Linked DNA regions of Homo sapiens: region 1 is linked to region 2. Evidence: chromatin loops called from intact Hi-C (ENCODE). Cell type or tissue: endothelial cell of umbilical vein. All regions are shown on one strand. Links, peaks and the distances in the headings refer to the core of each region. The heading gives the core; the rest is flanking DNA. Region 1 has its middle 330 kb from the start of SGO1. Region 2 has its middle 480 kb from the start of SGO1.

The links. Hi-C counts contacts between places; a loop is a spot of excess contacts. Peaks named below come from ENCODE experiments on the same cell type or tissue, not always from the same donor. Only the 100,000 strongest peaks of a DNase experiment are listed, where the experiment ranks them.
Region 1: a loop joins it to region 2, with 15 times the contacts of the local background. A loop is called at or near these places in 4 of 110 quality-filtered maps.

Annotation. Positions count from the first base shown.
Region 1 is chr3:20,506,995-20,523,458 of GRCh38, reverse strand. It overlaps the pseudogene RNU6-815P. Among named protein-coding and RNA genes, the nearest start is that of SGO1, 330 kb to the right of the region's middle. In endothelial cell of umbilical vein, for the core only: a CTCF peak has its summit at 11,477 (motif pointing left); a DNase peak (open chromatin) is centred at 11,478.
Region 2 is chr3:20,658,881-20,675,344 of GRCh38, reverse strand. No RefSeq gene overlaps it. Among named protein-coding and RNA genes, the nearest start is that of SGO1, 480 kb to the right of the region's middle. RefSeq lists an enhancer at 6,134-6,303. In endothelial cell of umbilical vein, for the core only: no CTCF peak of the experiment used is centred there; a DNase peak (open chromatin) is centred at 6,754.

The DNA.
Region 1 (16,464 bases), core at 5,354-13,353, 150 kb after region 2:
TCCTGAAAGTCCCACCTCCTGGCTGTAGGCCAACCAAAACAAAACCAGTGCACTAAACAAAAATACAACCAAGGTCCCTCACAGAGTCCACTTCACTCCCCTTCTGCCCCCACTGGAGCAGGTGCTGGTATCTATGGCTGAAAGACCTGAAGATGGATCACATCACAGGACTCTTTGCAGACACTCCCCAGTACCAGCCCAGGGCCCAGTAGCTCTGCTGGGTGGTTAGACTCAGAAGAGCAAAAACAACTGCTGCAGTTCAGCTCCCAGAAAGCCCCATCCCTAGGGGAAGGGGGAGAACACCATATCAAGGGAATACTATGTGGGACAAAAGAATCTGAACAGCAGCCCTTGAGTCCCAGATCTTCCCTCTGATATAGTCTACCCAAATAAGAAGGAACTAGGAAAGCAATTCTGGTAATATGAAAAAACAAGATTATTAAACACTATTAAAGATCACACCAGCTCACCAGCAATGGATCCAAACCAAGATGAAATCTCTGAACTGCCAGAAAAAGAATTCAGAAAGTCAAGTATTAAGCTAATCAAGGAGGCACCAGAGAAAGGTGAACTCCAACTTAAAGAAATCAAAAACATGACACAGGATATGAAAGAAAAATTCTTCAGTGAAATAGAGAGCATAAATAAAAAACTATCACAACTTCTTGAAATCAAGGACATACTTAGAAAAATGCAAAATGCACTGGAAAGTCTCAGGACTATAACTGGACAAGCAGAAGAAAAAACTTCAGAGCTTGAAGATGAGGCTTTTGAATTAATCAAATTCATCAAAGACAAAGAAAAAAGAAATTACAAAATGAACAAAGCTTCTAAGAAGTTTGGGACTAGGTTAAGTGTCCAAACCTAAGAATAATTGGTGTTCCTGAGGAAGAAGAGAAATCCAAAAGTCTAGAAACCATATTTGAGGGAATAATCAAGGAAAACTTCTCTGGCCCTGCTAGAGATGTAGATATCCAAATACAAGAAGCTCAAAGAACACCTGGGAAATTCACTACAGAAAGAATATCACCTAGGCATATAGTCATCAAGTTATCTAAAGTAACGACAAAGGAAAGATTCTTAAGAGCTATGAGCAAAAGCACCAGGTAACCTATAAAGGAAAACCTATCAGAGTAACAGCAGATTTCTCAGCAGAAACCCTACAAGCTAGAATGGTTTGGGGTCCTATTTTTAGCCCCTTTAAACAAAACAATGATCAGCAAAAATTTTGTATCTAGCAAAACTAAGCTTCATAAGTGAAGATAAGATACAGTCTTTTTGAGACAAACAAATGCTGAGAGAATTCACCACTATCAAGTTGGCATTACAAGAATGGCTAAAAGATTCTAAATTTTGAAACAAATCCTCAAAATACACCAAAATAGAACTTCCTCAAAGGATAAATCTCACAGGACCTATATAACAATAACACAATTAAAAAATAGTATTCAAGCAACAAATAGCATGATGAATAGACTAGTACCTCATATCTCAATACTAATGTTGAATGTAAATAGCCTACATGCTCCACTTAAATGATACAGAATGGCAGGATAGATAAGAATTCATCAACCAAGTTTCTACTGTATTCAGGACACCCACCTAATACATAAGGACTCACATAAACTTAAGGCGAAGGGGTAGAAAAAGATATTCCACGCAAATGGACACCAAAAGTGAGCAGGAGTAACTATTCTTATATCAGACAAAACAAACTTTAAAGCAACAACACTTTAAAAGAGAAAAAGAAGGACATTATATAATAATAAAAGGACTAGTCCAACAGTAAAATATCGCAATTCTAAATATATATGCATCAACAGTGGAGCTCCCAAGTTTATAAAGCAATTACTACTGGATCTAAGAAATGAGATAGATGGCAACAGAATAATAGTGGGAGAATTTAATACTCCACTGACAGCACTAGACAGGTCATCAAGGTAGAAAGTCAACAAAGAAACAATGGACTTTTTTAAACTATACCCTACAACAAATTGACCTAACAGATATTTACAGAACATTCTACTCAACGACTGAAGATTATACAGTCTATTCATCAGCACATGGGGCATTCTCCAAGATAGACCATATGATGGGGCACAAAACAAGTCTCAGTAAATTTAAGAAAAATCAAAATTATATCAAGTACTCTTTCAGACCACAGTAGAATAAAATTGGAAATTAACTCCAAAAGGAATCCTCAAAACCAAGCAAATACATGGAAATTAAATAACCTGCTCCTGAATATTCATTGAGAAAACAATGAAATCAAGATGGAAATTTAAAAATTCTTTGAATTGAATGATAATGATGACACAACCTATCAAAACCTCTGGGATACAGCAAAAGCAATGCTAAGAGGAAAGTTCATAGTATTAAATGTCTACATCAAAAAGTCTGAAAGAGCACAAAATACTAGCTAACCGAATCCAACAGCATACCAAAAAGATAATCCACCATGATCAAGTGGCTTTCATACCAGGGATGCAGGTATGATTTAACATCCACAAGTTAATAAATGTGATACACCACATAAACGGAATTAAAAACAAAAATCACAAGATCATCTCAATAGATGCAGAAAAAGCATTTAACAAATTCCAGCATCCCTGTATGGTAAAAACCCTTAGCAAAACTGGCATAGAATGGACATATCTTAAGGTAATAAAAACCATCTATGACAAACCCACAGCCAACATTATACTGAACGGGGAGAAGTTGAAAGCATTACCCCTGAGAAATGAATCAAGACAAGGACGCCCATTTTTACCACGTCTTTTCAACATAGTACTGGAAGTCCTAGTCAGAACAATCAGGCAAGAGAAAGAAATAAAGGGCAATCAAATTGGCAAAAAAGAAGTTAAACTGTCGCTGCTTGTTTATGATATGATTTTATACCTAGAAAACCATAAAGACTCATGTAATAAGCTCCTAAAGCTGGTAGATGAATTCAGCAAAGTTTCAGGATACAAAATTAATGTAGATAAATCAGTAGCTCTACTATACACCAACAGCAAACAAGCTGAGAATCAAATCAAGAACTCAACCCCTTTTACAATAGCAAAAAATAAAATAAAATACTTAGGAATATACCTAGTGAAGGAGGTCAAAAATCTCTACAAGGAAAACTGCAAATCATTGCTGAATGAAATCACAGATGACACAAACAAATGGAAACAGAATCCATGCTCAGGGATGGGTAGAATGAATATTGTGAAAATGACCATACTGCCAAGTGCAATCTACAAATTCAATGCAATTCCCATCAAAATACCACCATCATTCTTCACAGAGCTAGAAAAAAATCCTAAAATTCATATGGAACCAAAAAAGAGCCCACATAGTCAAAGCAAGACTAAGCAAAAAGAAAAAAAAAAGGAGACCTCCCATTGCTCAACTTCAAACTATAGTACCAGGCTATAGTTACCAAAACAGCATGGTACTGGTATAAAAATAGGCACATTGACCAATGGAACAGAATAGAGGAGAAAACAAGAAATAAAGCCAAATACTTACAGCCAACTGATCTTTGGCAAAACAAACAGAAACATAAAGTGGGAAAATGATACCCTATTCAACAAATGGTGCTGAGATAATTGGCAAGCCACACAAAGAAGGAATCTTGATCTTCATCTCTCACCTTATGCAACAAAAATCAACGAAAGATGGATCAAAAACTTAAATCTGAGACCTGAAACCATAAAAATTCTAGAAGATAACATTGGAAAAACCCTTTTAGACACTGGCTTAGGCAAAGACTTCATGATCAAGAAACCAAAAGCAAATGTAACAAACAAAGATAAATAGATGGGACTTAATTAAACCAAAAAGCTTCTGCACAGCAAAAGAAATAATGGCATTTGCAGCAAACTGGATAAAATTGGAGACTATTATTCTAAATGAAGTAACTCAGAAATGGAAAACCAAACATTGTATAGTCTCACTCATGTGGGAGCTAAGCTATAAGGATGCAAAGGTATAAGAATGATACACTGGACTTTGGGAACTCAGGGAAAGGGTGGGAGTAGGGTGAGGAATAAAAGACTACACATTGGGTACAGTGTACACTGCTTGCATTATGGGTGCACCAAAATCACAGAAGTCACCACTAAAGAACTTATTCATGTAACCAAATACCACCTGTTCCCCAAAATCCTACTGAAATTTAAAAAAATTTAAAAGTCATGCCACATAATCTCATAAAATGGTGTGAACAACCCTATGCCATTTTTCTTTTTTCCCCTCTTTTCTTTACTGTTTTAAACAAAATAATTTCACCCGTCAAAAATATCAGCAAAAGATATCAGACTCTCAATATGAAGTTCTCAAAGCACATTAATCCAAACTTAAAATTCAGAGTCAACATCAATGAATGTAATATCTATTAAAGAAGGTGCTCCTTTTTTCCAGTAATTCAGGTTTTCAACCAAAAAACTAATAAATTCCACATACACTATACTAGAAAAATTACATAGTATTAGAATGTCTATGTTTTTCATTATACATATGATAAAATGAAATTCCAAAGAGGAAAGTTATTTCCTCAAGGTCATAACATAGTTGTAAGATTTGTGACTGCCCCAACCTGAGTATTAATCAGCAAAAGCAAAAGTAGATGTTCTTCAGCTTTATGAGCTAATATCAGATCATTAACTTGTCTGTCACCACCCAAACATGTCATTCAACAACTGTATTAGTTACTTATTGCAGAAATGACATACCATCATTCTCCTATACACTATTGGTCACATAGTCTGATGCTGATACAATGGGAAGGGGTCACAACAGGGTGTGACTTTTAGACAGAGACCATTAGATACAATGGGAAGGGGTTCAAAAGGGTGTGAATACCAGGCAGAAGCCATTAGAGGCCATCTTGGAAACTGCCTACCAAAATAAACATCTCAAAACCCAGGGGATTTTCTCATATGTGGAAAGACTTTTAGCAAATCTTACTTTCTTGATCCACAGATCACTCAGAACCCTTCTTGAAAAACACTTGCAACACTCTCCTAGATTCAATCTGATTGTCTCATAATTGATAGAATAAGAACAGCATCCATTGTGGATGCCTCACTCATATATTTATTTACTAAATGGCATAATACTGTATACCAGGAAGTCTCCTGGGGACTGAGAATACAATAGTGAAGAACGTGTCATTTCTGCTGTAAAACCATTTGAGACAAGAGATATAGAAAAGAAAACTGGATAGGGAGGAGAGAGAGGGAATACAATAAGAAGAAAAGAATAAAGAAGGTCAAAGAAACAATGGGGAAGAGAAAGAAAGAGGTAAGGCCGGGAAGGAAAATGGAGTGGAGATAGAAACCAATATTGATGGGAAATAAATTCAATCATGAAAATATTTGCTACATTAAAATTAAAATACTGAAGTTTGAAAAGAAAGTAGGAAGATTTTTGCTTAACATATGCCTCCATATGCTCAATATACAGTTCATTAACTAAATTTAGAAACTGTGTCTAAACGTTTGCCTTTCTAATATGCAAAAAACTCACACCTCAATTCAGAGGTTCTCAAGTCTTTCAGTAAAGACACTGACAAAAGCACCAGACACTCTTTTCCAAAAGACAATTTAAAAATGTGTGCATACACATATACACAGACACAAATTTCACAGTCCATGGGCCTAAAGTTAGGAACTCCCAATCTTAAAAATATAAAGTAACATTTTAAACTGTTGTCCGTGTTAGCTGTCTTTGTGAATATTCAGGATATACTCTAATGCAAGACTTGCTAGATCTTTATGAAATGAAATGTTTCACCAAGATAAGGCAGAATATTAGGGGATTTTGCTCTTTAGAGTATTTTTCCAGACTGAGGAGTCTCAGTCTGAATGGAAGAACTTAGCGTCGTAAAGACAGGAGTAAAGAGCCTCATGTCAGGGCCGGGCACGGTGGCTCAGGCCTGTAATCCCAGCGCTTTGGGAGGCCGAGGCCAGCAGATCACCTGAGGTCGGGAGTTCAAGACCAGCCTGACCAACATGGAGAGACCCTGTCTCTACTAAAAATACAAAATTAGCTGGGCACGGTGGTGCATGCCTGTAATCCCAGCTACTCAGGAGGCTGCCGCAGGAGAATTCCTTGAACCCGGAGGCAGAGGTTGCAGTGAGCCAAGATTGCACTGAGCCAAGATTGCACTGAGCCGAGATTGTGCCGAGCCGAGATTGTGCCATTGCACTCCAGCCTGGGCGACAAGAGTGAAACTCTATCAAAAAAAAGAAAGAAAGAAAGAAAAAGCCTCATGTCCAAAAACAAGCTCAGGTCTAAGTTAACCAATCTAGATGTAAGAGCCATGTAGTCCCATTTCTTCATTTTACAGATGGGAAAAGTGAAGACCCAGTGACTGATGAGGATATGGTGACCTAAAATCCAACACTGAGCAAGCACTCAGGACCTAAATAACCTTGGTCCATATTGCAGGAGACTTATCCACAAGTGTTAAGATCAGACTTGGTAAACTAATGTTAAACCCTCCACTCCAGAAGGGGAGTGCTAAGTGAACTCAGATTAGCTACAGATGTCTCAGTCAAGCAGGCTGAGGAGTGGACCTTGGATCAAGCAAAGGAGAGGGTATAAAATCAGGCAGACAGTTATTGGGGCATCACTTAGTAGACACTTCTGTGAATCTTCATTTAATAGTCTGAATTTCCTCCGTTTCAAAAGGCACTACAACAAATTTACTATGCAGTGCAGTGATTTTATACTTTGAGACAAATGGAAGCTTGAGTTTGAAAGCCAAATTCTCCCTTGGAAATATAATTGAAATTCTCCAATATGCCTATAATCCTGGTATGCTGCCATTTAAGTCTGGTACTTATGCCTAGAAAACTTGGCAAATGTTATCAAAAGCAGGTGAGCAAATTGCTCCTATTACTATCTCTAACACTAATTAGTTAGAACTAACTTGAGGAGGCATCATGTCAGAGCTTTGCCAGACAGCAATGCCTAGTTACATAAAATCATCCCTGAAAACATGCACTGCTGTTGGAACAGTTGCAGACTGATGTTGAAGAAAGCTGTGGTGTAATATCAGGTTACTTTCCATAAGCTTTGCATGAAATCTTCTAAGTATAAACCAGCTGTAGAATGCTTAGTGCTCCACCAGGATTTTGGGGGGCTAGGGAGGGAGCACTTACCTTATCCCCATTCCTCCTCAACTCTTCATGGTTAAAAAAAAAAAAGAAGAAGAAAGAAAGAAAAAGAAAGAGAGAGGGAGATTCTAAGAGTTTAAAACCCATTCACCAGCTTTTATGCCCTATCACAAGTTTAAAAAAAAAAAAGGTATAGGTATAGCTTCTCAACATAATGCCAAATTGGCTGGTGTTCTCCCTTTCCATTGAATTCTTCCTACTAGTTTGATCTCTGCCTGCATTTTGTTTTCTGAAATTCCCAGTGACCTTTTGCAAAGGCAAATAGGTCATAGTGCATGTCAGGCAGGATTGCACTGTGCTGACCTGGTGAGAGCCAATGAACCTAGCACTACATTTTTCTACTTTGCTTTGTTCTTCAAGCTGAAACAAATGCCATAAAATACTTGATTTAAGAAGTTAGTATATATATGGTAAACCATCAGGTTCAAAATATGCAAAATAAAAAATTTCTATAGTTTATGTTAGTTCAAGTAAGTTTCCAAAATGTCACTACAGTAGAAAACTGATGAAATGGATAAGAAAGCAATAAATTTGATTCACAGAAATCTAAAGTGGATGTAGCTTGCTTATTTTTGTTGCCATATGGTTTTGTATTTATGAATCTACTACAATTGATTTATCCAGTTCCTTCCCATTTGGAGCAACTGTGAAAAATATTATTACAAATATTCTTGCACAAGAATCTTGATTTACATATACCCCAGTGTTTCTATATTATATACAGAAGAGAGGAATTTCTGGTATATTACCCAGCATTATGCCAGGGGGATTTTCCAAAACGGTTGTACTGAATTTTGCACGTATCAGTAGTATATAAAAATTCTTACTGCTCTTAATACCTAATGTAGATGACAGGTTAATGGGTGCAGCAAACCACCATGGCATGTGTATACCTATGTAACAAGCCTGTGCATTCTGCACATGTATCCCAGAACTTAAAGCATAATAATAACAATAATAAAATGAGCTTATTTTGAAGTCCTTACATCTTCCTTAGAGAAAGGGGTAAGTACATGGCCACAGGCTTCACAAGTCCTGCTACTGCTGTGCTTGTGTCTGCACACAGATGCTCCCACACAGAGGACAGACAGTAAACATGACAGTCTTCCTATGAAATTACACAATTTACCCACACACACACAAAAAAAATTCTTACTGCTTTTCATCCTCACACATAGTGTTGCTCCATTTTTTTTAATCTGGTGGATGTATTACATAGTAGTTTTCATTTGCATGTTCCTGATTACAAATGAGGTGGTATATTTTTAAATATAACTTTTAACCAATGAATTTCCTTCTTTTTGAAATGTCCATTTAAGTATTTTTCCAATTTTCCTATTGAGCTATGTATCTTTTTCCTATTGATTTATATCTACTCAAAACCACATGAATGAATTTCATAGCTATAATACTGAGCAAAACCATCAAAATACAAAATAAACGTATGTTTTCATTTGTATATAGTTCAAAAACAGGCAAAAAATGGACTATTTTGTTTACTAAGGCACAAAAAGTTGTGACAGTATTTTTTAAAGCAAGGAAATAATTCCTACAAAATTCAGCGGAGGTTCCTTCTGACTCTAAATAGGTGGTACTTAAGAGGAAATAGACTTGGTTTCCTGAGTTGTCATGGTTCTAATATTTGGTCATGAAATCTGCCAGTGCCCCGGCTCTTGAACACTGAAAATAAATCAAATAAAAAATTTTACTTAGGCTGGACGTGGTGGCCCACACCTGTAATCCCAGCACTTTGGGAGGCTCAGGCAGGCAGATCACAAGGTCAAGAGATCGAGACCATCCTGGCCAACATGGCAAAACCTCACCTCTACTAAAAATAAAAAAATTAGCTGGGCATGGTGGCGTGCACCTGTAGTCCCAGCTACTTGGGAGGCTGAGGCAAAAGAATCGCTTGAACCAAGGAGGTGGAGGTTACAGTGAGCCGAGATCGTGCCACTGCACTCCAGACCAGTGACAGGGCGAGACTCCGTCTCAAAAAAAAAAAAAAAAAAAAAAATTAGCTGGCTTGGTGGCACACGCCAGTAATCCTAGCTACTTGGGAGGCTGAGGCAGGAGAATCGCTTGAATCCAGGAGGCAGAGGTTGCAGTGAGCCGGGACTGCGCCACTGCACTCCAGCCTGGGTGACAGAATGACACCCTGTCTGCAAAAAATAAAAAAAGAAGGATTTTCATATGATTATATGTATAGATAAGTATCAAAAAGAATGGGAAACGGCAAATAAGAAGGAGTTACCCTTTATTTTTACAATGACACATTATTTTTCTAGTTTAAAATACACACTCAATTATATAATTTACACACTTACTTGAGAAGGCTTATACATATCACTGAATGTATACTTATCTCTCCCCACGGCCCAGTAGGATGGGAGGAAAATGTGAAGCAGATTTGGAGTAGGCTGATTTGAGCTTTATGTATATAATTTAGTGCAACTTTAAATTGGAATATAGGGTAATATCTAGAGCAATCACTAAGAAAAATATTTTTAAAACATATACAAAGAAATATATGCACACTACAGATAAGGAAAAATGTAACACTAAAAATTATTTCAGTAACCCACAGAAAGGTAAGAAAAGAGAAAGAGAGAAACAAAAACAAGACAAACAAAACAATAAAGTGGCAGCCTTAAATCCAGACATCAAAAATTACATTAAATATGAAGGGCTTAAAGACACCAATTAAAATATAAATGCTTTATATTAAAAAAATTATCAGAATATAGTTCAAAATGACTCAGCTATCTGCTGTCTACAAGAAATTCATTTCAAATATACTGATATAAGTAGGTAAAAAGTAAATAGAAGAAAAATATATATACCATGAAAACAATCACAAAAAAGCTATATAGCTATATGAATAGCAGATAAAGTAGACTTCAGAGAAAAGAAAAAAAATTACTAAGTACAGAAAGGAACATGACATTATGATAAAAGACTTAATATACCCAAAAAAGACATGAAATCTTTAATGTATCAAACTTAAAAACTTCAACAATCAAGATAAAAAGGATGATAAGAAGACAACTTATAACTTTTGAGCAACTAATACATACTGCTAATAAGTGTTAGACCCTGATTCAAACACTTTACATCTATTATCTCATTTAATCTTCACCAAAAGAAAAGCAAATACATTATTATCTCCATTCTGCATATAACATAATTAAGGGCTCTAAAGAGTTTAAGCATCTTGCCCAAGGTTACACAGTTAGCAATCCTTAGGCCAAATTATTTTTACTCTTCGTTCTGCCTCCATCAAGGTTTGTCTCCAAACACTTCAAAAATAAACAGTGTGATCATCATATCTAACACTGCTGTCCAACATTTACTCTTCTTGGTCATAAAGACAGAGTATTTTTAGTGGTGAACAAACACTGGATTCTAAATAAGTCATAGGAATAAAGTGGCTCTAGAAAACATCAGTAAATACAAAAGAGCCTGGAGCAGGAAGCAGTTAATTATGGGAAAGCTGGAAGTAACATCATGGCCACAGTGACCTCAACAGTGTGAAGGCTGCCATATAAGTTTGGGAAAGCAGGGCCCTGTACAACTCCTGGGATTCCGTTAACATAGAGACTAAATTAGACTATCATATAAAAGGCACCACCTGGAATCACAATACACAGCATGCCCTGCCATTTATAGTATTTCTGACAGTAATTATACTGTCTGAAAGTAATAAAGTCTGCTAAGAAGCTCTTGGCATTCAGAGCACCCACCCACCTGGATCAGCAGTCTGAACTCCACTTCGCAGAGACTATAGTGAAGTGAGGACCTCCTTGCTCCATGCCCAGGCATATCTCCAGCATTGGAGCACCTGCTCACGTGGATTAGCAGCCTGAATCTCCCCACCCTTCCTGTGCAGAGATTGTGGTGCAGCAGGACCCTCTATGCTCCACGCCCAGGAAGATCTCCAGACATCTGGAACACCCATTCTTCTGCAACAGGAGTTTAGGCTGCCCCACCCTCATGCAGAGACTTGAAGCCAGAGATTTCCCCAGCTCCATGCCTATGCCCACTTCTGAAAACTTGGTGGCCACTCACTGGATCTCCTTCTTGGTGCTGGTGCTTGTGCCTGCCATCAGGGAACCTGTAGGCAGGCTTACCTAATCTGGCCCTGCCTATCTTCATCCTTTCCTACAGGGTTTATCAGGGAGCTCAGGCCACTGTTCACTTCACGGATCAGCCCATTGCCTGAGGCTGGCTCTCAACAGAGTCTCCCAGTAAAAAAAGATCCAGTATATACTCATCCACATTGGCCATAGCCAGTTCTTATCTGTAAGCGCCATCTACTGACCTATAGGTCAAACTGCACAGTCCAATATAAAACCTGCTGACAGAAGTGCATAGGACTGTAGAAGCAAAGCCAGAAGACTCTACCCAACACTCTCTACAGTCACACCCCATAGGCAAAGAGGAAAAGTGAAAGACAAAAAAAGGAAAGAAAGACACATGAAAATAATTACATAAATTGGAAGTGCCAGTGTCTCGAGATGACAAGGAAAAAGGGCAAGAGTTCTGTCATCATGAAAAACCTGAATATTGTGACACCACCAAAGAATCACATCAGCTCTGCAGCAGTGGTCCCTAAAGAAAATGAAAACTCAAAAATGACAGAAAATGTGAAGCATGGATTGCAAGAAAGCTTAATGAGATCCAAGACAGTTAAAAATCAACACAGAGAAACTTCTCAACAATTCAGGAAAAGAAGGAAGAGAGACGCATCTTAAAAAGAAATGCATCAGAGCTTCTGGAACTGAAAAAACTCAGAGCTTGAACTGGTTCTTCAAACTAGCACATTCAGTCAAAATTTTTTTGAAAATTTTAAAACAATGAAACTTAAGACTTACTGGCATACCTGTGAGAGAAGGAGAAAAAGTAAACAAACTGGAAAACATATTTAAGGCAATAATTCAAGAAAATTTATTTTATCTTGCTATAGAGATAGACATCCAAACACAAGAAATTAAGAGAATACCTGTGATATACAATGCAAAACAAACATCACAAAGGCATATAGATACCAGACTGTCCAAGGTCAAAGCTAAAGAAAAAATCTTAAAGGCAGCTAGAGAAAATGGTCAGATCGCATACAAAGCAAACCCCATCAGACTAACAATGATCTTTTCAGCAGAAACCTGACAGCCAGAAGAGACTAGAGGCCTATTTTCAGCATCCCTAAGGAAAAGAAATTCTAACCAAGAATTTCATTTCTCCCGAAAATAAGCTTCAAAAGAGAAGGAGAAATAAAATATTTTTCAGACAAGCGAATGCTAAGGGGATTCATTACCACTACGCCAGCCTCATAAGAGATTCTTAAGGCAGTTCTAAACACGGAAATGAAAGAAAGATACTTGCTACCACAAAAATAAATTTACGTACATAGTCCTATTATGGAAACAGAAAATAAAAAAAGATCAGGGGTCACCATTCTTATATCAGCCAAAACAGACTTTAAACCAAGAGTAAAAAAAGATAAAGAAATGTAATATATAATGATAAAGGATTCGATACAACAAGAAGACTTAACAATTCTAAATATATATGCACCAAACGTTGGATGACCCAGATTCATAAAACAAGTACTTTTAGACCTTCAAAAGTATTTACACAGCCACATAATAATAGTGTGGAATTTCAACATTCCACTGACAGAATTGGACAGATCATTGCGGCAGAAAACTGACAAGGAAACTCTGGACCTAAATTAAACACTTGCGCAATTGGACCTAATAGACATCTAAAAAGTAGCAAACACACCTACATCAAGAAGTTAGAAAGACCTCAATTTAACAATCTAATACTAGATCTAGAGCAATTTGAAAAACAAGAACAAAGTAACCCCAAAGCTAGCAGAAGAAAACAAATAACTATAATTGGAGCAAGACTGAACAAAATTGAAAGGCAAAAATTCATACAAAGGATCAAATAAAGCAAAAGTGGGTTCTCTGAAAGAATAAATAAACAAGATCAATTAACCATTAGCTAGATTAACACAGAAAAAATGAGAGAAAACCCAAACATGCAGAATCAGAAATAACGACTGATCTCACAGAAATATAAAGGATCCTCAGAAACTATTATGAACACCTCTGTCCACACAAATTAGAAAATCTAGAGGAAATGGACAAATTCCTGGAAACACACAACCTGCAAAGACTGAATTGAAAAGAACTTGAAACCCCGAACATATCAACATTGACTTCAGAAATTAAATCAGTAATAAAAAACCTACCAAAAATAATAAAGCCCTTGACGAGATGGATTCACAGCCAAAATATAGAGACATACAAAGAAGCGCTGGTAAGAATATTGCTGAAACTGTTCTAAAGAATTGTGAAGGAGGGACTCCACCCTAACTAATTCTGTGAAGCCAGAATTACCCTGATAGCAAAATCTGGCAAAGACACAATACAAAAAGAAAACTATAGACCAATATTCATGATGAATATAGATACAAAAATCCTCCACAAAATACTAGCAAATAGAATCCAGCAGCACGTCAAAAAGTTAATTCACCGTAATGAAGTAGGCCTTATTTCTTGCATATGAAGTTGGTTCAACATAAGCAAATCAATAAATGTGATTCACCATATACACAAAACTAAAAACAAAAACCATACAATCATCCCAATAGATACATAAAATGTTTTCAATAAAAGCTAATATATTTTCATGATAATTCTCAACAAACTAAGCAATGAAGGAACATAACTCAAAATAATAACAGCCATCTATGACAAAACCTTAGTCAACATCATACTGAGTAGGAAAAGCTGGAAGATTTCCCCCTTGAGAACTGGCAGAAGAAAAGGATGTCCTCTCTCACCATTCCTATTCAACATAGCACTGTAAGTGATAGCAAGAGCAATCACGCACTAGAAAAAAAGCATCCAAATAAGAAAAGAAAAAGTCAAACTATCTCTCTTCATTGATGATATAATCCTATACCTAGAAAATCCTAAAGACTGCCAAAAGGCTTCTGGAACTGATAAACAACTTCAGTAAAGTTCCAGGATACAAAATCAACGTACAAAAATCAGCAGCATTTCTATACACCAATAACATTCAAGCTGACAGCCAAATTAAGAATGCAATTATATTTATACTAGCCACCAAAAAATAATAAAATATCTAGAAATACACCTAACCAAATAGGATCTCTACAATGGGAATTTAAAAACATTGCTGAAAGAAATCAGAGATGATATAAACAAATGGAAAAACCTTCCACACTTATGAATTGGAAGAATCAACATTGCTAAAATGGCCATACTGCCCAAAGCAATCTACAAACTTAACAATATCCCTATTAAACAACATCAATTTTCAAATAATTAGAAATAAATATTCTAAAATTCATACGGAACCAAAAAAAGAGGTCAAATAGCCAATGCAATCCTACACAAAAAGAACAAACCCAGATTCATCACATTACCTGAATTTAAACTATACTGTACTATAAGCCTACAGTAACCAAAGCAACATAATATTGGTACAAAAACTGACATATAGACCAAAGGAAGAGAATAGAGAAACCAGAAATAAAGCCACACACATACAGCCATGTGATATTCAGCAAAGCTGTCAAAAATAAACAATGAAAAAAGGATTCCCTGTCCAATAAATGGTACTGAGATAACTGCCTAGCCATATGCAAAAGAATGAAACTGGATCCCTACCTTTCACCATATACAAAAATTAATTAAGATTGATTAAAGATTTAAATGGAAGACCTCAAACTGTAAAAATCCTAGAAGAAAACTTACAAAATACCATTCTGGACATTCGACTTAGCAAAGAATTTATGATTAAGTCCTCAAAAGCAGTTGTAATGAAAACAAAAATTGACAAGTGGGATCTAATTAAACTAAAGAGCTTATGCACAGCAAAAGAAACTATCAACAGAGAAAACAGACAACCTACAGAATGGGATAAAATATTTGCAAACATTGCATCTGACAAAGGTCTAATTTCCAGAATCCATAAGGAACTTAAACAATACAACAAGCAAAAGATTAATAACCCTAATAAAAATGGGCAAAGGGCATGAACAGACATTTCTCAAAAGAAGATATGCAGATGACTGACACACATATGAATATCACTAATCATCAAAGAAATGGGAATCAAAACCACAATGAGTTACACTAGTCAGAATGGCTATTACTGAAAAGTCAAAAAATAACAGATGCTGGCAAGGTTGTGGAGAAAGGGAAATGCTTATATACTGTGGAAATATAAACTAGTGCATCCATTATGGAAAGCAGTTTGAAATTTTCTCAAAGAACTTAAAATAGAATTACCATTTGACCCAGCAATCCCATTACTGGGTATATACCAAAAGGAAAATAAATCATTCTACCAAAAAGACACTTATACTTGTATGTTCACTGCAGCACTACTCACAATAGCAAATATACGGATCCAACCTAGGTGTCCATGAACAGTGGATTAGAAAATGAAAATATGGTGCATGGAATACTACATAGCTGTGAAAAAGAATGTAGTACCCACCTTAGCAGCACATATACTATTAATAACATTGGAAAAATACAGAGAAGGTCAGCATGGCCCCTGTGTGAGGATGACATGCAAATTTGTAAAGCATTGCATATTTTTTATAACACAATTGGAAGTATGAACAGCAGAGTATACTAGTCTGAGGAAAAAAAGAATCTCAGAGCTTGATGACCAGTTCTTCGAAACAACTCAGACCAAAATGAAGAAAAAAGTATTTAAAAAAAGGAACAAAACCTATCCAGCCAAACCAAGTTTCATGAGAAAAGGAGAGATAAAATCCTTTTTAGACAAGAACATGGTAAGGCAATTTATTACCACCAAACTGGCCTGAGAAAAGGTGCTTAAGGGAGTGCTAAACATGATAACAGAAGACCATTACAGGCCACCACAAAAACACAATTAAGTACATAGACCATTAACACTATAAAGCAACTACACAGTCAAGTGTACATAACAGCCAGCTAACAGTATGGTAACAGGATCAAATCCACCAATATCAATATTAACCTTGAATATAAATGGACCATACACCCCACTTAAAAGGCAGAGTGTCAAGTGAATAATGAAGCAAGACCCAACTGTATGATGTCTTCAAGAGATCCATCTTACATGCAAGGACACTCATAGGCTCAACATAAAGAGTTGAGAAAAATCTGTCTAGCAAATGGAAAACAAAAAAGAGCAGTGGTTGCTAGTCTTATTTCAGACAAAACAGTCTTTAAACCAACAATGATCAAAAAGGACAAAG
Region 2 (16,464 bases), core at 2,744-10,743:
AGCTCTTACAAATTCTTGAGTGACTCTTTTTTTTTTTTTTTTTTTTTTTGAGACGGAGTTTCACTCTGTTGTCCAGGCTGGAGTGCAGTGGCATGATTTCGGCTCACTGCAAGCTCTGCCTCCCAGGTTCACGCCATTCTCCTACCTCAGCCTCCCGAGTAGCTGGGACTACAGGCGCCCACCACCATGCCCAGCTAACTTTTTTGTATTTTTTTTTTTTTAGTAGAGACGGGGTTTCACCGTGTTAGCCAGGATGGTCTTGATCTCGTGACCTCGTGATCCACCTGCCTTGGCCTCCCAAAGTGCTGGGATTACAGGCATGAGCCACCACGCCCAGCCTTGAGTGTCTCTTTAATGTCTACTCTGAAGCATCTACAACAGCTATGGGCAGAATCACATTTTACTCGCGCTAAAGCTATATGACTATTAAAAATAGCTTTAACATTTTCCTTATTAGTGTAACTTTTTGAAAGGAAAATTAGTAATATCTATCAACATTAAAATGTTGATAGATATCACTTAGTCTAACATTTCCACTGCTAAAAATTTATTTTAAGGATACAGAGTGTAAAGATACACATATTTAAGTATTTATTGCAGCAATGTTTATAATTGAAAAATAGTGAAACAACCTAAATACTCATTAATAGGAAACTGGTTATGGTGATTATGGTGGATCTATATGATTTATATATGCAGATAGGAAAAAATTTCCAAGATTAGTAAAATAAATACATTTAAAAACTAACAAAAATACATGTATGACTTTTCCTCTTTGTATAAAAGTGATATGCATACATATATATACACATATTCACCTGTATATACATGGAAATTATGAATGGATATACAATTAGTTGTACTTTGGAAAGGCAATGGAAGCAAAGTTAAGGATAATTTTTTATTGTTCTTATAACTTATAAAGTTTTAAAAATGTTTTAGGCAATAAAAATAAATGGCCATTATTTGGGACATTGTTGAATTAATTGTAACTTCTATATTGTATAATATTAAGAAATAATTAAAAAGAGTAAGTTAGGCCTTTGTAGTGGAATGGATAATGGCCACTTGATATCAGGTCCTAATACCTAAAACCTATATATAAAACTTTTTATGGGAAAACTTTGCATACGTGATTAAGATAAGGATCTCAAGATGAGGAGATCATACTGGATTATCCTGGTAGGCCCTACATGCAATCACATGTTTTCTTACAAGAGAGAGGCAGAGGGAGATTTGATAAAAACAGAAGAGGCAATGTGACTATGAAGGCAGAGATTGGAGTAATGCAGCCACAAGCCAAGGAATGCAAGTATACACAAGAAGCTGGAAGGAGCAAGCAACAGATTCTTTCTCCCCTAGAGCCTCCAGAGGGAGCACAGCTCTAACTACACCTTGATTTCAGCTCAGTGATGTTGATTTCAGATTTCTGGCCTCTACAACTGTGCAAGAATACATTTTTGTTGCTTTAAGCTTAATTTGTTGTAGCAGCATTGGGAAACTAACAGAGCCTTTATCATTTGATTTAGAGATTTTTTTGGCATATTGTAAGTGTGATAAGCAAGGCACAAATAAGGGAGGGAGGAAAAAAGAAGAAGAAGAAACCAAAGAGAAAACTGTAGAATAGTTCCTATGACACTAAACATTAAAACAATGTTTATGACTTAACCTCATTCCTTCAAAATTATGTATATATGTATTCACAAAGAGATTTGCAAATGGATTGTTATCAAAACAATAATGCTACTTATTTCATGGTGAAGGCAGGTGATTTTTAACTTCTTATATAATTTATTACAATAAGCATTAATTGTATAACCATAAAACAGTAAAAAAAGAGAAAAATGGAAAAAGTCTTTGTGAGGGTTGTCTTTGCCAAGGTAGCTTCAACAAGCATTCCTATTCACATGCTAATCCTTACAATGTGACATCAACACTCCCCCATTGAGAGGCGGAGTCCGTATTCTCTCTTCTTGAATCTGGAGGGTGTGTAAAAGAAGTCCAGCTACACTGAACCCACCATCCTGGAGATATTACATGGAGAAACCACATAAAGATAGAGATGCCCAAGGAACATCTAATATTCTAGTCCTAGTGATGAGTAGATAAAACAGCTTTCTGAGGGAAAAAAGAAGCCTTCATTTGTAGCATTTGCTTATGTGCATGGTCAATTTCAAGCTTCAACAATTGAAAGCTCATCTCACAAAATTCCTGAATGTTTAATAATTAGACCTTGTGAGTTGGTTCAAATTGGACCTACTGTCACCAAATTGAACTGGGATCTACTCACCCTGTGCAGTAAGGCCAAACATCCACATGGAGGTTTTGCAGTAGAAGAATGGAGGACTTTATTTACAGGACACCAAGCAAGGGGCATCAGGCAGCTCTCACTTAAGACTTCATCTCCCTGATGGCTTGCAAGCAAGAGTTTTTAAAGGCAGAGGTAAATTTCAGGAAAGCAGAAGTCTCAGGCAAAATTGTAAATCAACACATGGAGGTTACACATTGGTTTGGACTTTAAAAAGGCAAGATATCTTGAAGCGAGAGCTTACAGGTCACAGGGAGATTCAAGATTTTCTGATTTGCCATTGGTTAAGGAAGGGAAGCTTTCTAAAGGTTTGAGGTCAGCAGAAAAGAACATTGGGTCTGGCCCAGGGACGTGACTTCCTCCATGCCCTTCAGGAAAAAAATTAGAACAAAGAGCAACAGTTAGAGTTCAGTACTCAAGTCCCCCTTATGTGAAGTCTACATGCCAGTGGATTCATTTGGTGGGGGTCTGGGTTTCTGAAAAGCAACTCAGGGACATATGTTAACATATTATCTTTAGTTTCTATCAGGAACCAAACATCTCATGACTCTAACATCCTTGACTATTGTTTTAAGCTACTATTACGTTCTTGCTTATCAAGTTACTCATTTACCTCTGAGGGCTAGCTAAGGGCCTGAAATTTCCCTTGAAGGAATTCAAGATTTTCTTTTATTTCTATGCTTTGGGTGGGGTGTGTGTTGGGGGGGAGGGTGCCAGCAGGGGTCTCTGCTAAGGAGTCCCTGCTCCATCTCATTACCACTCCACCATCTAGCCTCCAGCTGTTTGTCTTTCCAATCCCAACACGAGACACCAGAGGGAATAAGTGAAATGACCTCAGTCCTGACCATAGTCTGATTGTAACCTCATTACAAACTTTACACTAGAACTGCACAGCTGAGCCACTCCTGAATTACTGACCCACAGAAATTGTGAGAGATTTGATAGCAGTCGTAATAACTGAAATTGTCTTCCGTGTTAAAGTCTTTGTAGTAATACCCGCTGGCAAGAAAATCGAGGGCCCTGTTAATCATTTATGTGGGAGCCACATTGGACCAAGAATTACTTCTTCAGGGGAATCTTTATCCTAACTGAGAGAACTCTCTCACCCACATCCTTAGGGTCTAGGGTGGGCGTTTTATTTAGGTATGTATCCTTGTCAAGCTCTCTACTTTCATGAGGATGTCGCCAGTTTGTCTCATGGTGAAAACTCTTCTCCCAATTGCCTATTGAAAATACTTACACTATACCCCAAACATATTTGTATGTATATCCTGACATTCTTGCCCTACAGAAGCCAGAGACACTGTCTCTGGGAACTGCCCTTAGTAATTCCAGGTTTTTTCTACATGAAAGTATATGTGTGCATTCTCAATTCTTATGGTGTAACTATATTTCCCACTGTTGCCATAAAGACCTACAACAACTTATTAATCACACTGTTGTCCCCTCCAAGTTTCCAGGAAATGTTTAGCTTAACGTTATCTGAAAATATGCAGATTTTTCTGTGCTCTTATCCATTAGAGTGTGATAGTTAACAACATGTAACCTGGAACCAAAATATTTGGATTTGATTCCTGGCTCTTCCATTTACTTACTGTAACTTTGTATGCAATTTATTAATCTCTTTGTATCTTGTTTTCCCCACACACAAAGGAGAAATTAAAAATTGAACCTGCATAAAGGATTGTTTATTAGGATTAAATAAAATTGCATATGCTGTGCCCTTTCACCACTGTCTGCCAAGATGGGACTCAGTAAATATTTGTCATTAGTTTTCATAGCATTTATGAAACTGTGGAATTAAAATGTTCTAAGCATTTTGGGTGATAGTAGGGGACAATAATTTCTATTTCTTCAATCTAAGAAGTACGCGTGTGTGCCTTCAGCTTTCACAAAACTGAGAACAGCCTATCAAGGTTACATGTCCAGAAATACCTGCCCACCTCACCCACCCACAAGGCCCACCCCAGGGTTACAAAGCTTTCCTACCATCTGCCACTTCCACAGATTATGACATTGTAAGGTGACAGCCAGAAGGCAAATCTGAAGACTGGGATACACAATCCATGAAATCATTTACACTAATTAACCCTTTAGCTCCAATTAGCTGGGCAGATTGGCAATCTGCTCACAGTCATGTCTACCCATTTAAGAAGTAGTGATTATGGGTCCAATATATGCTTGGCTCTGGATTACAGATGTCAATTAGAGATGGGTAGGCATAGTTTCTACCATTGGGAAGTGCACAGATCAAGTTACGACACGAGGAAATCAAGTGGAGTTCAGAATACAGATTATCATAAAGACGGGAACAGGTATTGAATAAGAGGGTATTGAAGAATTCACACTCATCATGAGTAGATTGGAGAGAGGTGGTCAAGGCTGGGAGGATATTCAGCATCAACATCTCTTTCAAGATTTTATCCAGAATTGTTTCTATGTGTGTCTGCAGGCTGCCAAATTTAAATTACTTTTCTGTCAAGTATTGGATTCCTAATATATGAAGATAACCCACACAATGTAAAATAGTCATTAAGTTATGCTGCATTTATCCTGGGAGGGACCAGGAATTGAGAAGGGGGAAAACTCAAAGTGTGAACTAACATCAGTAAGAGAGATCTTTTAAAAGATAACTTGCTGTCAATATATGTGGAGAGATTTCCTGATTTGCATTTGGGCACATAAACTAACGAAAACACCTCTAAAAATTTATCCCAGTAACAACCCCTATGTGCTGCTGTACACTATGCTTTACACACTTCCGTCAATTAATGCTGAAACCATTCTAGGAGATATTCCATATTCCCAGTTTCACTGAGAAGGGAACTGAGTCTCAGGAAAGTTAAACTAATTGCTCAAGGTCACATAGCTCATATGCTGCTGAGTAGAAATATTGAACCCAGATTTTTCTCCCAAGGCCAAAGATTCTTTTATGAGAGAGGCTCCCTGCTAGCATTCATCCAACTAGGAAATGAAAGATGCATGAATTGTTATTTCACACACATCCCACCACTGTCTATGCTTCTACTTCCTCCATTCAACAGGCAAAGCCAATTTGGTGCACATCTGATGCCTTGCTTGAATTTCTTTTGGAAGGCATAAACGATGACGTTAGTACCAACTGTTTTGAGCAGCTGCAGAAAATCATTAACCCAAATTGCTCATTACACCTTTATAGACACCAAGCAAATCTGCCTGCTAAACACAGATATAAATATAATGGGTAATAATGGTGATGAGACATGATAAAAATAAGCAAGGCTGAAAGGGGTGGAAAAGAGCTTCAGAAGGAAGTTCTCCCTATTATAGTTTGCCTTGTCCACAAAGGGCACAAAAGACTCAATTTTTTAAACATATTTTGAACAAATTTATCCCACCACACCTAAATCAGAAGCTTGGCTTCTTTTCACTGACTGCATTATTGTAAACAACAAAGAGGGAAAAAATCTCACTTGGGGCAAAAGAACAGATTAAAGAAAAGCTGTTTTAGAAGCCTTCGTAAAATTAATAGTAGCTGCCATTTCATGGCTGGAAAGTTATCTCTGACACACAGGACAGACGTCAGTGTGGGTGAGGGGACAAGCCAGCATTGCCTTTCCACAGAAAGACCTTGAATGAAGGATTTGCTGCCAACTAGAACGCAATAGGGTCCAGGCTAGCCTTCCTTCTCTAGAGCTGCTCTGAGTGGCAGTTTGAATAGCCCTGCCAAATCCCTCTGCTTTGCTCTTTCTAAAAAAAGAACAAGTGGAAAGATGTGGCGAGTCAGAGCAACAATCCACGCCTCAGCAGATTGCAGTGCCACTGCAGATGTTAATATTTTTAATGTCAATGTGGAGGCTCCTGTTTGAAATTCAGTGGGGAACTAAAATTAATGTAAGCCTGCTTAGGAATGTCAAATGAATGTTCATCATATTCAAGAGAGTGTTTGTGCAACTTGAAAATGATGGCAATAAAAAGTGGAGGGCTCAGGCTGATAATCACTTTTTTTTTTTTAGGAATAAGAGCAAGTATTTGAAGGTATTTGTGAAAAAAATACACATTGTGGAAGAAATTGTGGAAAGAATAGGTGCATGTCTTGCTGGGAAAAAAAAATAAAGAATGCATGCAAAGGCTTTACATGATAGTGGGCAATTTGATTTTTTAAAAGAGAATATTTTGGAAGATTAGGGGGAAAATGACCCCAATTCTCCACCTCTCCCTGTCTATACATTCCTTGAAATGTGATTTTGCATCTCTTCCTATCAAGATGTGGATTCTCTTTCTGCCCCCCTTAAATTTGGCTAGCCTTGTGACATGCGTTGGCTAATAGAAGCAGCAGAAATCACCAGATGCCATCTCCAGGCCCAGGCTTCAAGAGACCTTGCACAGATTCACAATCTCTCTGGGAATCTTGCCACAAGCATCAGAAAAACTTGGGTTTACCACTAGATGGACCCAACAGAGCCAAGTACCCCAGCTGAGGCCCTCCTAGACTGGCCAGCCCCCAGCTGATCACTGCAGTCACGGGACTGAGGCCTGTTGATATCGGCCAAGCCCAGCCTAGATAACAGAACTGCCCAGTTGTACCATAGATTTTGAGAAATAATAAATAAATCTTGTTTTAAGGCACTAGGTCTTGAAGTGTTCTGTTTCATAGCAATAACTAACTTGAAACAGTATGTATCTATAAGATACTAAACTTAGTGTTAGATAAAGTTTTGAGGAAAACTGAACCCCTGGGTACAGGAATAAAAACAACCCTTTTTACATAATGATTCTGCAGTTATTTCTTAGAGTCTATAAATGGTTACAGTTGGAGATGGACCATGTAAGAGATTATACCATATATCTGACATTAATTCATGTCCTTTTGCAGAAATCTGTTTCTTCCTTCCCTAGTTAAAATTTCCAACCTAATTTAAACGGTAGGTTTTCTACTAGAAATCCAGCTGAGGTCTGAACAGGACCTAATCTGAAATGAGGTCTCATTTGGCATTTTAAAAGCTATAATTTGACATAATTAGCCATTCTTGTCGGTGCTGTGTGTCACCTTAACCACGATCTTGTGTAACTGGTAGAAGTGAGTTTATAAAGTTCTTCAGCATTTTAAATAGCTTTTCTCCTAATCAAGAAATACAGGGGGAAAATAAGATAAGGAGTGAATATTAACAGTGGAAACCACGGTTTGCTATTTTACCTGTGAAAACTGATTTCCTTCTGGCCTTTTTAAACTTCTTTAAAATAGCTAACTCAGTTTCCTCTATTTACCTTGCTTAAAGAGAATCTTAAAGCATATCTGCTAAGAGCAAAATGAGTAGAAATCTGAGTTATTCTTTCCCTAGGAACACTCCAACCTCTGACACAGATATTCTTTCTCCCTTCTTAAGTTCCAAAACATCCACTATTCAGTGGCATAACAAAGTGTTAAGTCTGGTTTAGTCACTTAGTTAATAAAATGATGTGAGTCATGCTTCAAAATTTGAGTTTAAATCATATATATTAAATAATAATTCAGTTAATCTCATCTACCTCACTGCTTCCAAATATTGTTTTCACCCTAAGACACTGAGAAATCTCTTTAAAACTAATTTTTGGGAAAGACATTGCTCTTTAAGCTCACAGCAATAAGGATAGGTTTTGGGCTTACATATTTTACAGCTAAATGATACTTGCCATTTGCATATCATTTAAACATTTTTTTAAATCTAATTTTCTTTTTTTGTAACTCTTGGTGAGCTAGCAGCACCCTTCCAGGCACAATGCAAGCAATTCAGGCTCACCTTTGATACCTACCTTCTAGTTCTCCAAAATCAATTTGTGATAAATTTTATGACAAATACATTTTTAAAATGCTTATTTAACGGAGGTTTGGGAGCTTTAACTAAATAATGAAAAAGAAAAATAATTGCTGAGTCTAAAAGATATTGATGGATTTATTATGTTGCAAAATTCTGCTTATTCTTTCAATATATGGTATTAGCTGAATATTTATAGCTATGTCAACACATAGTTTCAATGATATATAAATATATGTGAAATGCATATTTTGTACATATAAATTTTGAAGGTTATTATTAAAGTAAAACAGAACTTAAAGTTAGAAAAAAAATCAAAAATTGTTGAAGAAATTAGAACAATACTCTATGAAAGCACGATTTGATTGCTTTTCATGTGCATGTCTCTTCACATAGAAGGACCAAACAGACTAATCACAAGTATTGCTTTTATTTTTGACACTGTCAGAACCTCACTAAGAAGCCATAGACATTTATTTACCCTCTTTGTGCCCCATGTGTTAAATAGGTGTGCTAATCATTTCCACTTACTGCACTAGGAGTTGGAAACTCAATTTAAAAAACAAATCTTACTCAAAATATCTTACTACTTGGAAGATATTTTGAGATACTTGACTCAAAGGCTGAATGTGCAGTTATGGTTTCCAAATGCAGACTCAAATCAGCTGTGCCAATTTTGAGGGACTGAAATCTGTTTATATTCTCAGTGTCTTTTTATTCAAATTTTTAAGTTTTTTTTATTAACTTTAATTATAAAATTAATCTGTGTTTAATTGGTGCCTCTCACCTTCTACTCACCCTGCAATCCCCTTCAGTCTGGGTCTTCCTCTCCTCTGGGACTGTGATTAAAGTCCCAATGACGGTCTTAAAATATGTCCAAAAATATTTTGGCACTCATCGAGTAGTGAGGTGTTATCTATACCTCCTCCTTTTGAATCTAATCAGGCTCATGACTCATTTCTCAATTCCTCTCAAATACTTAGACACAGAGAGAAGCATGTGGAAATCAGCCTACCTCTGAGGAAGTAGAAGTGAAATGTCCATATATTCCAAGACATCAAAGTTTCAGGCAATGACTACCCTCAGGGAAAGAAAAGAGATGAATGGGGAAATGAAAGAAAGCAAATACTTACAAGCAAAACCAAAAAGTTACTAAAACAAGTGATCCCCAGTAATAAACCAAAAGGATCTCCATAGTTGCCACAAATTTCTGAATCCTTTAAAAAGATGGGTGTCTCTATTAATAAGGAGACTGCTTTGTCCTGTGGTACTTGTCCTGAGAATTTAGACAACCCAGACAAGGGAAGAGGTTTCGGTGCAGAGGTGAAAGGAGATAGATATTTCTCCACAACATATGAAGGAGCATTAGGTTATCTCTTGGCATCTCTGTAGAGTAGATTTCTGTGTTCCTACATAGTTATTTTCCTAGTATGGAGAAAAGCAAATGCCAGCCACATGAAAAAGAAAGGAGAGTGAAGGAGAGAAAAAGAGAATTAATGATAGGGTATCAGGATGCAAAAACCCTGCAAGTCTGGTGAGCCAGGCTTGCGCCTTGCTCTGGAGCAGGAAGCTCTGAGGAGCCAAAACTCTTTGTCAATAGAATCAGAGATCAGTAGAAAAACGCATTGCTGATTTTTTAAAATTTCTTTAGCTTAACAGATATAGCTTATGGAGACTCTTTTCATGTGAAAGACCCTTCAATATTATTTTTGGGATGTTAGTAACAGCCACAAGTACAGCTTCTCTGGGAATTACTTTTCCCTGTAGACTCTCAAAATAAAGGACACAGAGAAAGAAGGAACAGAAGAAGAATGGAAAGACGTGGAAGAAAATAGTGAGAGATGGAGAAAGGGAGAGGGAGAGGAAGAAAGGAAAGAAGAAAGGCTACAGAGACCCAAATGAGGAATGCAATGCCATTCACAATTGCCACCAAAAGAATACAATACCTAGAAATACAGCTAAACAGGAATGTGAAAGATCTCTAAGATGAGAATTACAAAACACTGTTCAAATAAATCAGAGATGACACAAACAAATGGAAAAACATCATATACAAAAATTAATTCAAGATGAATTAAAGACTTAAATGTAAAATTTAAAACTATAAAAACCCTGGAAGACAACCTAGGCAATACCATCCTGGACATAGGAAAGGGCAAAGATTTCATGACAAAATCTCCAAAAGCAATTGCAACAACAACAAAAAAATGGACAAGTAGACCTAATTGAACTAAAGAAGTTCTGCACAGCAAAAGAAACTATCAAAAGAGTAAGCAGACAACCTACAGAGAAAATAATTGCAAACTATGCATCTGAAACTGGTCTAATACCCAGCATCTATAAGGAACTTAAACAAACACACAAGAAAAAAAACAACTCCTTTAAAAAGTGGGCAAGGACATGAACAGACACTTCTCAAAGGAAGACATACATGCTGTTAACAAGCATATGAAAAAAAGCTCAATATCACTGATCATTAGAGGAATGCAAATGAAAACTACAATGAAATATCGTCTCACACCAGAATGGATATTATTAAAAAGTTTAAAAAAAAACAGTTGCTGGTGAGGTTGTGGAGAAAGGAGAAGCCTTACACATTGTTGGTTAGAGTGTAAATTAGTTCAACCATTGTGGAAAGCAGTGTGGCAATTCCTCAAAGAGATAAAAACAGAACTACCATTCAATCCAACAATTCCATTACTAGGTATATACCCAGAGGAATATAAATTATTCCACCATAAAGACACATGCACGTGAATGTTCATTGTAGCACTATTCACAATAGCAATGACATGGAATCAAACCTAAATGCTCAATGACAGATTAGATAAAGAAAATGTGGTACATGTACACCATGGAATACTATGCAGAGATATAAAAGAATGAGATCATGTCTTTTGTGGGAATATGAATGGAGCCGGAGACCATTATCCTTAGCAAACTAATGCAGGAACAGAAAACCAAATATTGAATGTTCTCACTTACAAGTGAGAGCTACAAGATGAGAACTCATGGACACAAAGAGGGAAACAACAGACACTGGGGCCTGCTAGAGGGTGGAGGGTGGAAGAAAAGAGAGGGACAGAAAAAATAACTGGGTACTAGGCTTAATACCTGGGTGATGAAATAATCTGTACACAACCCCCCATGACATAAGTTTACCTATATAACAAACCTTCTCATTTACCCCTGAACCTAAAATAAAAGTTAAAATAATAAATTAAAAATAAAGAATAGAAGAGTGGCTACAGAAGGAAAGGGGAGAAAGAGGCAACACACAGGAAGGACGTTTGTTGGTTTATAAGTCCCAAGAAATACGGCAGCTCTGCCTTTCCAGATTTCACGGCTGTGTAGCTATTAAGGTGCATTCGGCTCAAGACACATAATTCCAGTTTCTTCATCTAACTTGGCTCTTTCAGAAGCACCTTGGATTGTCAGTGATCCTTAACCCTATCAGGAATGAAATGCTAAATTATGAAAGTCATGTTTAATATTAAGTACATAAATACTTTTGCCACTATTTCTATTTGTTTTCCCTGCTCTATGCATACGGATTAATACAGAATTATATTAATAATAAAAGGAAGGCTATAGTTAACTAATAATAAATATATTATATAAATTATGTATTATTTAGTTATAATAAACATTCAAATAAGGGGAGGTGACCAGGCAGGTTATGCTGTCTCTACAGTACCTGGTACCACACCTGGGTAGGGTGAGCAATTGGTCCTAGTTTGCCTGTTTTCCTGGTTTGGAAACTGAAATTCCCACATCCTAGGAAGACTCTTCAGTCCTGGGCATACCTGAAAGGAAACAAACCTCCTTCCTCTTTTAGTGGGCCAGGAGAGGTAAGGTGATATAAGCCCTGAACATCCTCCTTCAAGTACAACAATGACCGTCTGTTCTCCAATGACAGCAGAAGCCCAGAGAAACAAGGATTTCCACCTGAGCCGAAGTTCAAAGACCTCTTCTCTCCCAGGAACAAATCTGAATCCGAAAGCATCACACTCTGAGGAAACGCCAATTTCAGAGAAAATGGAGTATGGCAGCGTTTTTGCCTCTCAGAAAAGCTAGACTGATAAAGAGGATGAGAAAGAGGGTGGGGTGCTCCCAAATGGAAACCACTGGTTGCATCTCACCTCCAAAAAAGATCTCTCTCATGTGCACTAGAGCAAGTGTTCCTAAGTGCCTGTCCTGAAAACAGAGTAAGTAGAGAAAACAGGTAGAACTTTAGAATCAATACAATTCATATTTTCAGAAATATTCTAAAAGAAATTGCTTTCATCACAATCATCAACTGAAAAGCATGTGCCTTAAACATCTTGAAAACAAGGACAAATTTGGAGGGCCTACACTACCTAATTGTGAGGCTTACTATAAAACTACAGTAATTAAGAGTACAGGATTGGCATAAGAATAAACAAACAGATAAATGGAACAGAATAAAACCAGATATACACATACATATGCACCATTATAATGCAATGGGAAAAGAAACATCTTTTCAACAATGACTCTGAAACAATTGAATATCTGTGGAGAAAAATAAAACACCTCAATTCCCATCTCACACTATATGCAAAAAATAACATCTGGATTATAAGCCCTAATATCAAGACTAATCAGTTTCTTTGAAGTTAATACAGAAACATTTTTACAACTTTATAGTAGGAAAGACTTCTTAGAATACAAAAAGTGGCAACTATAAAGAAAAAATTCATGATCTCATAAAAACAAAAAATTTCTCATTACTCATAACATTAAGAAAATGAAAAAGAATTGTAAGTCATCAATCAGGAAAAAATATTGGCAAAATTATTTGAAAAAGGATCTGTATGGAGGATATATAAACGATGTCTATAAGTAATTAAAAGATAAATGTGCCAATAAAAATGGGCAAAATATTTGAGATACATTACAAATATATATATATGTATAAAAATAGTCAGTAAGCACATAAAATGATGCTCAACATTACTCATCAAGGGAAGGTAAATCAAAACCACAGTGAGATAACCACTATATACACAAAATTTAAAAGATTATAAATTCAAATGTTGGTGAAGATGTGAGTAAGTAGAATTCTTATTGCGGATGGATGTTAAAAATAGTACAACTGCTTTAGAAAAGTTTAGTATTCTTTTTTTTGTTTTTTGTTTTTTTGTTTGTTTGTTTTTTTGGGACAGAGTCTCGCTCTGTAACCCAGGCTAGAGTGCAGTGGCGCGATCTCAGCTCACTGCAAGCTCTGCCTCCCGGGTTCACGCCGTTCTCCTGCCTCAGCCTCCTGAATAGCTGGGACTACAGGCGCCCACCACAACGCCCGCCCGGCTAATTTTTTGTATTTTTAGTGGAGATGGGGTTTCATCGTTTAAGCCAGGATGGTCTCGATCTTCTGACCTCGTGAGCTGCCTGCCTCGGCCTCCCAAAGTGCTGGGATTACAGGCGTGCACCACTGCGCCCGGCCCAAGTGTAATAGTTTTTTACACAAATTTATACCTAATTTATGACCCTGAAAGTTTATTCTGAACTGCCTACCCAAGAAAACTGAACTGCATGTCCTCAAAAAGATTTGTACAAAACAATTTTTTTTGCAATTTTCATAATAGACATATTGCAGCAATCATCAAATATCATAAACTGGAAACAATCCAAATGTTAATCAGGAGAAAATGGGTAAGTACGTTGTATTATATTCATACAGTACGAATTTCTGATTACCAATCAGTAATAAAAGGGAACTATTGGTGCACAGCACAAAACAGATGAAACTCAAAAATATTATGTTGAGAGAAATAAAACATACACAAATGAGGATACATTATATGATTTTATTCATATGAAACTCAGAAGCAGGCAAAACTAACTATGGATCAAAACAGTGGCTGCCTCTGGGCAAAAGGGAGATCACCTGGAAAGGGACACAGGAGACTTTTGGGAATGCTAAATATCTCTGATGTTTTGACTAGAATGTTAGTTATGCAGGTGTTAAATATTTGTCACACTCATCAAACTGCACAATTATGCTTTGTCCATTTTATTGTATGTTATTAATCTAAAAATTTTTGTATTTTTATGTCAGTAGTTTTTGGTGTACAGGTTACCCCAAAACTTATTTTGATGAGTTCTTTTGAGATGAATTCAGATATTTTAGTGCACCCATCACCCAAGCAGTGTACACTGTACCTATAGGTTTTTATCACTCACCCCCTAAAAACTGCCCCCTCAACCAGTCCCCAAGTTCATTATATCAGTCTGTATGTCTTTGTGTCCTCACAGTTTAGCTCCCACTTATTAGTGAGAACATATGGTATTTAGTTTTTCACTCTTGAGTTACTTCATTTAGAATAAAGGCCTCCAGATCCATCCAAGTTGCTGCAAAAGACATTATTTCATTCCTTTTTATGGCTGAGTAGTATTCCATAGTGTATATATGCCATATTTTCTTTATCCATTCGTTGGTTGATGGGCACTTAGGTTGGTTCCATATCTTTCTAAAATTTTTTTAAAGTTTATCCTTAATACAGAGGTTTGTTAATATAAGATTCAAAAGAACAAAATGGAGAAAGAAGAGACAACTCTACTACATAAACGTATCTAAATAAATGAATATATATAGTCATAAACAATAAAAAGATAAAAGCCTGTAAATTAATCATATTTAATGTATAGCTATATAATGTGTTTTCCAAATCCACACCTAAATATATCTCAGTAAAAAGGTAAAGCATCAAAGAAAAAAAATTAACCCTAAAAGACCCGTGAATAATATGTGTGGCAGATGATGTAGATTAACTACAAAAGAATAAGAAACTGACTGAGGCCTAAATTATTGCTCACAACTCTTAATGCATAAAGGAATACATTAAAATGAGTGTATCAATGATGTAAGTGACATTAAAATGAAATTCTATGTACAGATAATATAACTTTCAAGAGTGAAAGCAAAGTACCAGAGGAACCCCAGCAAGAATTAATCCAAAAGGATGAAAAGAGAGGCAAGGTAAACAAAGAAGTTAAATTTTTATTATATAGCCATTAAATATGTGTAAATAACTTTCTCAAATTAACTTCAGGTAAGTCCATTTTTATAATTGTGATGGGTGAAGAAAAGAAGAGAAAACCAAAAGCTCATTAAAATTTGCATTTGGACTATGGTATAGATATTGAAAATTCTAGATGTTGACAGAAAAGTAAATGTTTAATTATGTGTTTTAGAAGTATTAGAACCAGAGTAATAATGGAAGAAATTTTGCAAACAATTTACAAAAAAAAGGGAAAATATATATTTTTCCTGCTATATGAATATATATATATATATATATATATATATATATATATATATATATATATGTTCTTCCCTGCCATATTTGTATTTTTCCCTGCCATATATATGAAAGAAGGAAGGGAAGGTGAAGGGGAAGGGGAGAAAGAGGGAAGGAAGGAAGGAAGGGGAAGGAAGGAGGGAGGGAAGGCAAGAAAGAAAGAGAGAGAGAAAAGGGAAGGAAGAAAGAAAAGAAGGAATGAAAAGAAAGAAAGAAAAAAAGGAAAAAAGCCCTACAGCTCCATGAAGAAAAGACTGATTCTAAGTTGGGGAATGAAAATATAAAAGATGAGCCTAGAACATCTTGTAGTGCCAGTGTTCAAAGTGAGGACATGCTTAAAACACATAGAAAAAAGACATAGGAACTAACTGAAACAATGTCCGATTGCCAAATTTGAAACAATTTGAGCAACACAATAAATAAAACAGTACTGGAATATACCCAAGAATATGGACTTTATTTTATACTTTGATGACAACAGATCAAAAGGGGAATGAAGGGAGAATATAGTGAAACCAATGTGACAAACACTATCTATGCTATGATCAAGTTTAACATTGTCAATACATACCAATGCATGTACTCTTAAATCAGACATACAAAAATAATGTTTTACCTCCATGGTCTTCCTTACCAACAACTTATATGCACCATCTAGTCACAGGAAAAACGTTAGGCAAATCTAAAGTCAGGTAAATCTCCAAATGTGTCAAGGTCATTAAAATTAAAAAAGGTCGGCCAGGCGCGGTGGCTCATGCCTGTAATCCCAACACTTCGGGAGTCCAAGGAGGGCGGATCACAAGGTCAGGAGTTCAAGACCAGCCTGACCAACATGGTGAAACCCAGTCTGTACTGAAAAAACAAAAACTAGTTGGGCGTGGTGGCGCACGCCTGTAATCCCAGCTACTCAGGAAGCTGAGGCAGAATGGTTTGAAGCCAGGAGGCGGAGATTGCAGTGAACTGGGATTGCACCCTTGCACTCCAAGGCAGGAGAACTTCTTGAGGCCAGGAGTTCAAGACCAGCCTGGGCAACAAAATGAGACTCCATCTTTATAAA